Linked DNA regions of Homo sapiens: all the other regions are linked to region 1. A link is a contact called in ENCODE Hi-C or POLR2A ChIA-PET data. All regions are on one chromosome and are shown on one strand. The core of a region is the stretch at or near the end of the contact, and the rest is flanking DNA. Distances in the headings are between cores, read along the strand shown.

Evidence for each region. Hi-C counts contacts between places; a loop is a spot of excess contacts on that map. ChIA-PET counts read pairs that join two places held with the same protein, here RNA polymerase II (POLR2A). Pooled maps may share reads with other maps.
Region 2: a pooled map shows a loop between it and region 1 (6-fold over the local background). The contact joins the promoter of CD40LG here to the promoter of HTATSF1 in region 1. A Hi-C loop is called at or near these places in 10 of 50 pooled maps. POLR2A ChIA-PET finds 5 or more read pairs at or near these places in 6 of 52 experiments (CD4-positive, alpha-beta T cell, activated CD4-positive, alpha-beta memory T cell, activated T-cell and 2 more).
Region 3: a loop to region 1 is called in a pooled map, with 6 times the contacts of the local background. The contact joins the enhancer-like site here to the promoter of HTATSF1 in region 1. A Hi-C loop is called at or near these places in 8 of 50 pooled maps. POLR2A ChIA-PET finds 5 or more read pairs at or near these places in 3 of 52 experiments (activated CD4-positive, alpha-beta memory T cell, activated T-cell and activated naive CD4-positive, alpha-beta T cell).

What each region holds. Positions count from the first base shown.
Region 1 is chrX:136,495,530-136,499,210 of GRCh38, forward strand. It overlaps HTATSF1 (HIV-1 Tat specific factor 1), which reads left to right and starts at 2,063. Exons shown (of 9, transcript NM_014500.5): 1 at 2,063-2,341. The coding sequence starts at 2,156. RefSeq lists a silencer at 1,404-2,073.
Region 2 is chrX:136,646,206-136,649,886 of GRCh38, forward strand. It overlaps CD40LG (CD40 ligand), which reads left to right and starts at 1,953. Exons shown (of 5, transcript NM_000074.3): 1 at 1,953-2,199. The coding sequence starts at 2,044.
Region 3 is chrX:136,625,807-136,629,487 of GRCh38, forward strand. No RefSeq gene overlaps it. Among named protein-coding and RNA genes, the nearest start is that of LINC00892, 12 kb to the right of the region's middle. Within about 2 kb of position 1,710, at least 3 of the 41 ENCODE cell types and tissues checked have a DNase peak (open chromatin) inside an H3K27ac peak, as active enhancers do.

The DNA of each region.
Region 1 (3,681 bases), core at 813-3,312:
CCTGGGCAGCCTTTGGGCCAGGATGGCTGGGTGACATGGGACATAAGCATAAGGAACCCTTTAAGTCACCTGCTCAAAAGACGGTTGTGGTAGAGCCGGCACTCAATGATATGTGCAGTAGGGTGGTGTCGCATATTATCACCTATGCTGTGAACTCGGGAATGAAATGGGAGCCCAATAACACATTGCTGAAAACAGCTGTATGCTATTTTTGGATCCAGGAAAAAATATTTAGCAAAGTTTAAGCCTAATAAAACTCACATTACCTATATCATAAAAGTGCACACAAATTCAGTTCTCCAAGAGTTCCTGCCAGAATGAGAACTTCATGAAAAAGAAATGTAATTTAAAAAAAAACTAACCCAAACTATTAAAAACTGTTGTTATCGTTGAAACCATAGATTCACACAACTGGTGTGTGGGGAGCCAGGATTTTCTAGAAGTAGTACTCAACTGCTATGTTTAGAAGTGAAGGTCACTGGAATAGTGAAATAATTTCTTCTGGTAAGGTTTTCCCGGACCTCAAGCCCGGGTTATGATATTTATGTTTACACTAATGGGTTCCTTATTATTTTAATGAATTAGTATTTTTTAACAGCCGCTTTCATTTTTGTGCAGAAATATTGGTAAGTATAAACCACAAACAAACGTTTTTTGGGGTTTTCAATGTTTTAGTGTAAAGAGGACCTGGAACCAAAAAGTTTGAGAACTGCTGTCCTCCAGCATCTCATATCTGTCAGGTGCCAACCATCTTAATTCTGTCTCCCCTGAGCTGTGCCTGTCTTGTCAACTCCTGGGTCGCCAGAGCCTCACGCAGTGCCCTGCACTTAGTAGGGGCTCAATAAATACCTGCCCAACTTAAAAATATGGACCTTTTCCTTTTCAGCAATGAGTGTAATTCCTGAAAACAAAGTTCTGTTTAGAACAAAAAGTATGCTGTGTCTTTCTAAAAGAATGACAAAGAAGCGGAGTTTCCCGGCCAATAAAGCTGGTGTTTACACTGGGATGTTTACATTTATGCTTAAGTTTCAAGTTCGAAGCTCGAGCGCCACTGAAATCTGCAGTACAAGAGGCAGGCAACTGCTGCCCTTTCCATCCTTCCCACGGAGTCGAACTCCAGCCAGAGGAAGGTATGAGACCGATAAAGGAGAAGGCTGACACCAGAAAAAGAAAGTTGGCCCTTCTACCCCTCATTCGTTCATTCATTCGCTCATTCCGCATTAGACACCAGAGCCGGTGCCAGGAGTTTAGGCTACCAAGATGAACAAGATCCGGTGTCTATCCCCGGGTGTCGTAAAGAAACAAGTAAAAGACGCGGTTCCTGAGCGGGGGAGGGGCCTTTGGGCGAAGGAGGCGCGTCGTTTTCTCGAAGCCAGAGAAATTTGTCCTGTCCGCCCCACCCACTCCCCTAAGATGGCGCCCTCGCGAAACCCGCCCGGCCACCCCCGCGAGGGAATATTCCCACGCCTTCCTTCCGTTTCCCTCCCGGGCCGGCCGATCCGCCGGGGACCCCGCGGAGCTCAAGGCCCTTGAGGCGCCGCGGGATCCCAGTGGCCCTCGCCCCGCCCCAAACCCGACCCCGGTGGGCGTCGACGCGCAGCAGCAGCGGGTCCCCCCAACCCCGGCGCCCCGCCTCCCCGGGCCTCGCGCCGCATGCCGGCGTCGGCGCTTTTTGACGCCATAGTGGGCGTGTCGGCGCGACCCGCGACGTCGCCACGCGCCGACAATGGCGGCTGCGTCGGCCTGAGCAGGGCTTAGTTTAGAAGTAATTTCCTGACGTTGCCGAGGGAGCCGCAGTCGCCTCAGATCCGGTCGGCGGCGGCGGCGGTGGCGGCGGCGGCAGCGCGCCTGCGCGCTCCCGCAGCGCCCTGGACCTAGCGGCGGTGCCGAGGCCCGGCGGAGCAAGCCAGGTGGGCGGCGGCGCGGCCGAGCTCACAGCATCAGCGCGCGCGCGCGGTGGGCGGGCAGAGAGGGGGGCGGTGCAGCCGCCGAGCGGCCGCGATTTCCCGGGGACTGCTGGGGCGCAGCGGGGAGGCGGGCCGGGGGGCGGCGGGGCGCGAGCAGAGCGCGGTTGACCTCCCTTTCTCTGCTCAGCTCCAGCGTCATTTCGGCCTCTTAGTTCTTCTGAACCCTGCTCCTGAGCTAGGTAGGAAACATGAGCGGCACCAACTTGGATGGGAACGATGAGTTTGATGAGCAGTTGCGAATGCAAGAATTGTACGGAGACGGCAAGGATGGTGACACCCAGACCGATGCCGGCGGAGAACCCGATTCTCTCGGGCAGCAGCCGACGGACACTCCCTACGAGTGGGACCTGGACAAAAAGGCTTGGTTCCCCAAGGTAGGAGAGTGCCACGGGCGCCACTGCAGAGCGGGCCGCCTGGCCAGCCTCGCGGGGCACTCCTTTTACGTTTGCTTTGCTGAGATCCTTGGTCCTTGGTCCTAGCCCCCTTGAATAGCGACGCTTCTTTTTGTTGTGTTTGTTGGGGCACCGATGTGTAAAAGAACGTAAATCTTTAGGGTAGTGTCTTAAATGTAATTTTTAAGTCTTTTCTATGCTTTATTAATCTTGTCTGTGAAGGTCACAGTTGATTATTACATGACTGCTTTTTATTGCAAAGAGGAAAAATACCAAGAACAAATTTAGTAGCTGTCCATTTCTGGTAGCCAACCCCACTTGTCCTAGGAACTCAGATGTTTAGCTTATGTACTATGTGCAAAATGCAGTTTCTTGATTTCTTTTTTAAAGTAGCTGTTTATATAGCTTTACTAATTGAACTTTCTTTGCACCTTGCTTTACTTTCCTAGTAAATTTTGTCCCTAGGCATATATGTTTGAACCATATAACCACAGGAATAAGACTGGAGATACACAGAATACAGATGGAAAATCTGTGTATGTTTGTTTGGAATACTTGGAAATTGCTAAGTATTTTTATTTCAGCTTCGAAGTAAAATAACTAATGTTAAACTTGATTCTGTAAACTTTGTGGTAAAAGTGCCCTTTTAATCTGGCTCTCATGAGCAGGAAAGGGCACACTAATAGCACACAAATTGACTTGCAAGTCAATGATACAAAACCTGTCTCCACTGCGCGACTGGACTGCTATTGTAAAAATTCTTTTGCAACTTTTCTTTCCCATTCTGTATTTGTATATATATTCCAATCCCTCCAGATTGTTAAAATTTACGATTTCACTTCTGTGTTGGTAGTGCTAGTTTGAGTGCAGATTTGGTTTCTTCAGCATTCTGAATACTTTTAACAAAGGTGTGATAATGGATTAATGTGTGACTTTATCCTTTTATGTTGTTGAAGCCCATACCTCTTCAAACTTTGGGTTTTACATTTTCCCCATTCCATGCCTGCCTAATATTGATTGGTATGATGATATAACTATATTTCTTTCGTTTTGCAATAACGCTTTTCCCCCAAAGGGGAGGAAGATAGATATGAGTTGGATTTGTCTTTAATTTGTTCTGATACTAAAATATAACGTCATTTAATTTGTGATAAAGTTAAAATGAGCATTTAGTTTTACAATTGTTAACCCCATTCTTTATATACCAAATCAGAGTTCTGTTCTGTGTGCTCTCTGCATACAGATATTTAAGTACTTATTGTACATGTATATTGGTGCATCTGTACAGTAAGAGAAAATTGGATTCTGTGGTTAGATTATTC
Region 2 (3,681 bases), core at 703-3,202, 150 kb after region 1:
GAGAAGGAATACCAAAGTTTTAAGGGATACAAAGAGGAAAGAAGATAACATGAAGAAGGATTCTGAGAGGCAGAAGCCCTTAAGAATAGGGTGATATAGAATTCAAGTGGGGAGAGCATTCAGGAAGATGACAACAGGATAATAGGTCAACAGAGTAATAGAGAGGTCGCTAAAAATAAACTCTAAGAAGTATTCAGCCAAAACTATTATTGAGCTAATAATGGTGGGATCAATTTCAGGGGAATATTGTGGGCAGAAGTCAGACTGTAGGAGGCTGGGGATCAAGAAGTTGAGGCAAGGAGGTTGGACAACAACTGTTTTTTCAAGTTGGTCACGTGAACAAATCTGTGACCTTCAGCCTCCCCTCCCTCGGGTCTTGGCTGAGCTGATTGCAGGGCCCCTGCAGCTCTGGCACTCTCAAGTTGTATAAAACTGACAGTGCAGAAGTCCTTGAGCCCATTTTGGCTCTCATGATAATTTTCCTTCAGTGGAACTAAGGTTACTTGTCTAAGAACCAAAGCCTCTGACTTGACTGATCAAAGTTCATCACGTGCATCGAAGCCACCTACTTGGCAGATGTAGTGAAAAGCTACATAGATCTGGGCCCAGGACAGGATGCTGGGGCGTGGGAGGGGAAGAAAGCAGGTGCTAACTATATAGATAGCATGCCTATCAGAGCAGTTTTTACGTTTCCTATTTGTCTCTCAAAACAATTTTATAGGAATCATCAAAGCAATTTTATCATGGTTTCTAGACCAGGTTTGGATGTGAGGTAGGGATTTCCACAGCTGCTTTTAGTTTGAAGGAAATCTGATAAGATGATGCAAAAGCCCTTCAGAAATGTGTAATCCTACACACTTCAGTGATTCAATTCATTGTCAAAACTTAAGGTGTTTTTAATATTGTTATTGTTCATTTGGTTTTTACCAACATGTAAGGAGTTGGCAATTATTTGTTAAACTCATGTCTTAGGCTAAATAAATTCCAAAAAATTCAGGATGAGAATTGTTTATTGCTTAACGTGTTTCAAATTTCTTCCATGCACATCTTTATTAGATCTTCACAGCAACCTACAGGATAAGCAAGACAGGTGCAAGTGCCTCCTTTGGGTATGAGGAAACTGAGGTCTAAAGAGATGAAGTGATTTGCCCAAGGCTCATAGCAATTTATTGGTAGAGCAAAGACTAGAATTCAGATCTCTTAACTGCAGCCTATTTTCCCTATTCTGAACTGTTACATCAGCATCAACAATTATCTAATGGATTGGAACAGTGTACACAGGCAGCTTAGCTACGTCAAGTCACGATTTTTACTTTAACTTCAATTCCAGAGTCTTGGCCTGATTTCCCTCAAGACCCTACTTATCTTTGCCTTTGCAAAATTTATTTTTCTTGCATTATCTTTCCAGCTAAATTTTATTTAATAACCATCAGCATGCTTTTTTTGCTTTATGCCATGTAGACTTGACCTGAAAACCTGCCAGGCTTTCATTGAGTTTAGTGATTAAAGAAGTAAAGTTCTGAGAAGCAATTAGTTGATGGGACACCAGTCATAAAATCAATCCAAACTTTTGTTGACATGTGTTTCTTTCTCCATATACCAGGTTCCCGCTTCGTATTAGTAAGATTGAAATTGAAATAAGTCTATTGCTGGTGGATGAATTTGTCACTTTCCTTGAAACTGGTGAACCCAAAAAGTTAGACAGTGATAGGAAAATACTGCCATTGTCTGTTAAGAAGTCTATGACATTTCAAGGCAAGAATGAATATATGGAAGAAGAAACTTGTTTCTTCTTTACTTACAAAAAGGAAAGCCTGGAAGTGAATGATATGGGTATAATTAAAAAAAAAAAAAAAAACAAAAAACCTTTACGTAACGTTTTTGCTGGGAGAGAAGACTACGAAGCACATTTTCCAGGAAGTGTGGGCTGCAACGATTGTGCGCTCTTAACTAATCCTGAGTAAGGTGGCCACTTTGACAGTCTTCTCATGCTGCCTCTGCCACCTTCTCTGCCAGAAGATACCATTTCAACTTTAACACAGCATGATCGAAACATACAACCAAACTTCTCCCCGATCTGCGGCCACTGGACTGCCCATCAGCATGAAAATTTTTATGTATTTACTTACTGTTTTTCTTATCACCCAGATGATTGGGTCAGCACTTTTTGCTGTGTATCTTCATAGAAGGTTGGACAAGGTAAGATGAACCACAAGCCTTTATTAACTAAATTTGGGGTCCTTACTAATTCATAGGTTGGTTCTACCCAAATGATGGATGATGGTAGAAACCAAATAGAAGAATGGTCTTGTGGCATAATGTTTGTTGCCTAGTCAATGAAGTCTCATATTCTTGTCTCTGGTTAGGATCTTGGGATCTGGAGTCAGACTGCCTGGGTTCAAATCTTGGCTCTGCCCATACCATCTCTGTTATCCTGGGGCAAGTGCCTCAGTTTCCACATCTGAGAAATGGGGATGGTATTGGTGTCCATTTCATAGATTAAGTGAGTTTAGCCTTGTAAAAAGCTTAGGAGGGGGTCTGATACATAGTAAGCACTATGTACGCACTAGCTATAATTATTTGCTAAAGTTCTGCTTTAAAAGTAAGCTATTTTTTTATGGAGACAGCTTTTTTCTTTTAAATTTCCAGCTAGGCAAGAAGAGCGTCAATTTGATCTAAAATTTCATAATGCTTCAGATTAACATAGACATGGATAAGTCCCAGAATTTGCAGTCTTTTAGTAAAAGTAGCATTTTCTGTGTAATTCTTCACAAGCACTGATTGTAGTTGCAGGATGCTCAGTCTCCCTCTGAGATGTTTTACATTTTTAAATGGTTAGACTTGCAGGAACAAAAGAGCAGAGTAACTTAGTAGGCTGTTTTGCATTCTTAGGAAAAGAAAACCATCAGGACTTATTTTGTTTTCATGTATTTTTTCACTTCCACTGAGGAGTATAATTGGCTGGTGTTGACAAAATACCAATCATAGATGTAAAGGAGAAAGTTGATTAGTTTTCTGGCTGTTCCTAAAATTCTGGATGCAGGAACTGTGGCTAGAAAGCATCTGGATGATTGCACTTTATCAGGGATACTTGAGTGTCCTCTCTTAGGATCTGGACCTAGAATTAATGTCATGAGATTTTTCTAACAGGATAAGGTGAGGTAGTGAGGGCTGAAGTCATCCACTGGGTTATCCAAATATTAGGTTTCACTGCTGACAAAAGAGGGGGCTTCTGGTCTGGTTGGTTATTTGTGTTTGGCCTGATGTGCTCTGTCAATCAAATGTATGGACATAGGCCTAGCTTCTAAAGGGGCAATAGTGACCTCAGTGGACTGATATTTACCGTACTATTTACATGTGCTCTTAATTACAGCAGAAGCTGCCAGCTAACTGAATCTTGTTTTGAATCTAAAAAATCTACTCTTAAAGCAAGAAAATGGTATAAAATTAGTTGATAATGCAAGTGAATTCTGTACATTTAATTATTCTAAGACATTGGAAAATAAAATATCTTGTTACTTTGAGGATAAAAGATGATTTCTTTAAAAATGCAAATGTTTTCTACAAATACTAAAGTTAAAAGGGAGAGAGATGTAATTAGAACTCGTTAACTGACACATTGCAAATTAACTTCTTTTTATAAAGCACTGCATCACAAACACTAAAATGAAGTGGGCAAAT
Region 3 (3,681 bases), core at 460-2,959, 130 kb after region 1:
CCACTGGATCAGAATCTCTGGTGTTAGAGTCTTAGAATCTGCATTTTTAATAAGTTTCATTGCTCTAAGATCTCCTTCACCTTCACATTTCATGAGTCTATGATGTATTACCCACTCTGCCCCATCCCTATCATCTATTTAGAAACAGGATCATGCCTGGACCCCATGCTGCTCTTAGCTTCTAGTTTGATCCTTAATACAGCTGATGATGTCCTCAAGTGCTTTCTAGCTGTGAAAGCCATATTTCCACTTCCAGCAAAGAATGATCCAGAGCAAGGAGAAAAGCAAAAATAAAGCTTTAGTGAGAAATAGTTTTGAAAGTACTAGCTTAACATAAACTTTTGATATTGCCTGGCTTTTAATTTTCCAGAACCTGTTTGTCCCTCATGAACACAAACGATCAGTAGGTACCCTCACTATTTCCTTGAACTCATTCCTTTGACCAAAAAAAAAAAAAAAAAAAAAAAAACGGAGAGAAGGGTAGGTTCACTAATCATTTGAGTTCTACCAAACATCACATAATTGTTTTGCATATCAGTATTTTGTCCTTTCCTGCTAAAGGTCTTTCCTTGGGTTTGCAAATAGAAGTTTGAGAAGAGTCCTGGTACTGACTGAGCTTTCTTGGTAATGTCACGAAATTTCCAACCACAAAGTCAATCTTCATTTGAGTCAGAGCAATTAGAGGAAGACTAATGGCTGTGGACAAACTACTGAAATATTTTACTGAGGAAGCTAAGTAGGCAATTCAAATGGGAGAGACTTTTTGTAAGGGTGGAGTACCATCTGCCACCTTCTAGCAGGGAAATGAACAGAAGCTGTTCTTAAAGATGAGGAAAAAATTTGAGTATTCAAGATTCCCTCTGACGAACTGTAGGGAATGGCATTGAAGGATGTTTTACTGGGCCTTATTGTGACACCTGTTTTTCACAGTATTTCTATAATTCAAAGTTTAAACTTTGATTTTCAAATCATCTGGCATTGCCCACATTCCAGTACCTGGGATGCTTGAGTTTGGTTCCTCAGGAAAAGCTGCTTATTTCAATTGATCTAGGAAACTATTGACCAAAGTCAATAACTCTTGGGCTCAGTTTAAAAAACATACTGTAGAGTCAGTTAGAAAAGCACAGAAAGGTCTTTTTTTTTTAGCAGAATGTTGGCTAAAGGGCTAGTACCCTGTTTAGAAGTCAGAATAGCTCTTAGTATACCCAAAGACACCAAATGTTCAAATGACTTTTTTCGCTTGAGAACACAATGGTGCTGGTGGCTTTGTTATTTCCTGAGGTTTGGCAGCCAGTGATGAAGATTTCCTTGTATCAAGAACATGCTTCTTTCATGTAATCTAGGATACTAAAAAGGGTCCATCCTAATAAAAGAGGCCCATGATGCAAATGGTTTGGGTTGGCAATTCCTGTGCAAATCAACAACCACAAATTATAGATTTCAAAGAGTCCTAAGCATTAACTGGCCTCTAAGTAAAACTTAGGGTTAGAGGTTTTCAGCAATGTGACAAAATGCAGTCATTCTTATCAGGATTATAGAGTCTCAGTGACACTTCCATCAGCTGAGCCAGTTAGTGTCAGAAAGATTCTGCTTCTCATGTTGGGATTTAACTTGATGTCCTCCAAGTTGCTAGAATCTTCTTAATTGGTTACCACGGGGGTGGGGTGTAAACCCACCGGGGCACACTCTCCAGCAAACCAAACAACCAGATTAAAAGGATGTGGGAGAGGCTTACACACACACAACCCCCACATCAAGGCCACTGAAACACCTCTTTAGCTGGGAGTAGGTCATGTAGGTGATAGGTGCCAATATAGGATCTAAGTTTGAGGGTGGGAGACTTGGGTCACTAAAAATGACTCATCCAGTGGTACTCATACATACTCCATTTCTCGTGAACTTGATGCGGCTCATGCAGCTCCAACTTAAGGGTCTTTGAAGAAATGACTATCCCTGCCAGAAAAAGTAAAAGCTCTTTGAGGACAGAAGTCATATCTTGAACCTCTTAACCTTGTATCTATTGCAGAGAAATAGGAGAAAAAACACAATTTCACAGTGATGTGATGTCATTAAAGGGAAATATTTTATCATCTTGCCTTCTAAAACAGTGGCTATTAAAATATGAGGCAACATAGAAAAACGCTTATTAGGAAAGGCTAAGTGAAAAAAAGCAGGATGCAAAAATTACATGTATTCTATTATTATAACCATGAAAAAAATATATAAAAATAAGACTAAGAAGGAAATATGACAACAATAGTTATGTTAGAAAGGTAGGTTTTTGAGTAATTGGTAATTGTATTCCTTTTCTCCTTTTTTGGTAATATTGTTAAATTACTTTTATGCTTTTTCAGAATTTTATTTAAAAGAGGGGTTTCTGTGCAGGTATTATACAATCAAGTCCCCAGGCTGAAACCATGAGTTGATTTTTCCCCTCACCTACCCCAGTCTTCCAGAAACAGAGAATCTCAATGGGTTGAGCAATAATCCATCCTCTAAGGGTTGCCCAGGAGAGGCACTCAGCTGGGCTCTTGGCTCTCAGTAATAAGGCCAGAGAAACTGAGTCACCCCAGCCCAAGAGCCATCAGCCTCATTCCCTTCTGTTCCTCTAAGTTGAAGCCTTGGTGCAACCCATTTTTATGAGTGCCTGCCAGGGTGGTTTTAGAAAGCTGAGCCTCAGGAGGAGGATAAGGAACAGTTGGGAGCACCCAATTTCAGCTCAGTGTGGATGGTCCTCAAGTAGGGAAGACAGAGGAAATGTGCATTGGGTACAAGATGGCGCCTCCTCTTCCTGGGAAGGAAGATGACCTTTGTGGCTAAGATTTTCCACTTAGAGCTTTTCCTGGTCTCACAGATCATCAAACGAATCACCAGATTTACCAAAATATTTTTGTGGGGGCCGCTTACTACATTGACCAAAAATATCTCAAAAATACGTTTAAGCCCATTTAGCCATTGTTTATTAAAAAAATGCGGAGTGAAGGTATAGGGCACCAAAGATTCATACCTTGCCCTTGTTCTGCAGCTCATAAACTAATTGAGGAGACAAAAAACAGTTAAGTACCATTGCCTGGTGCTACATAATTAAGTGCCAGGTAAATGGAAGAGAATTCCTAGGCTATCAAACAACAACCTCTGCGAATTACTCCACCACCCTCCAGGCTTTGGAGCTCTTGCCACTTGATTAGGTTTCAGTACTTGATGGTTATGGAAAGTGCCTGAGAGCCAGTGTTCAAATCAACTTGTTTACAAAATCAGTTCCTAACAGGGACAAATTTGGAAACCAATGGAAAAGTGCACAGGGATAAAGCAGGTATAAAGTTATATACTCCATGTGATTCCAGTGATGCCAAATATATGTGTATTTATTTCTTTATTGAGAGAGAATGCATGCGAGCCAGCAAGTCTAGAAGGAAATACTCCAAAATGTTATCAGTGGTTATCTTTAGGTTGTGGGTGCTTTTGTTTCCTTCTTTATATTTTTCTGCATTTTAAAGTTTCCCACAATGAACACTTATCACTTTTCTCATCAGAAAACCAGAGCTCCATCGAGCATTGGTGCGTGAAGCATTCTAAAATGTAGAGCTTCTCCGTGAAAATAATAAGATGGGTTTAAGGGCAATTTTAAAGAAATCCCTGGCTAACTGAAAATGAATTCTTAACAGAAATTAGGCCTGTTTG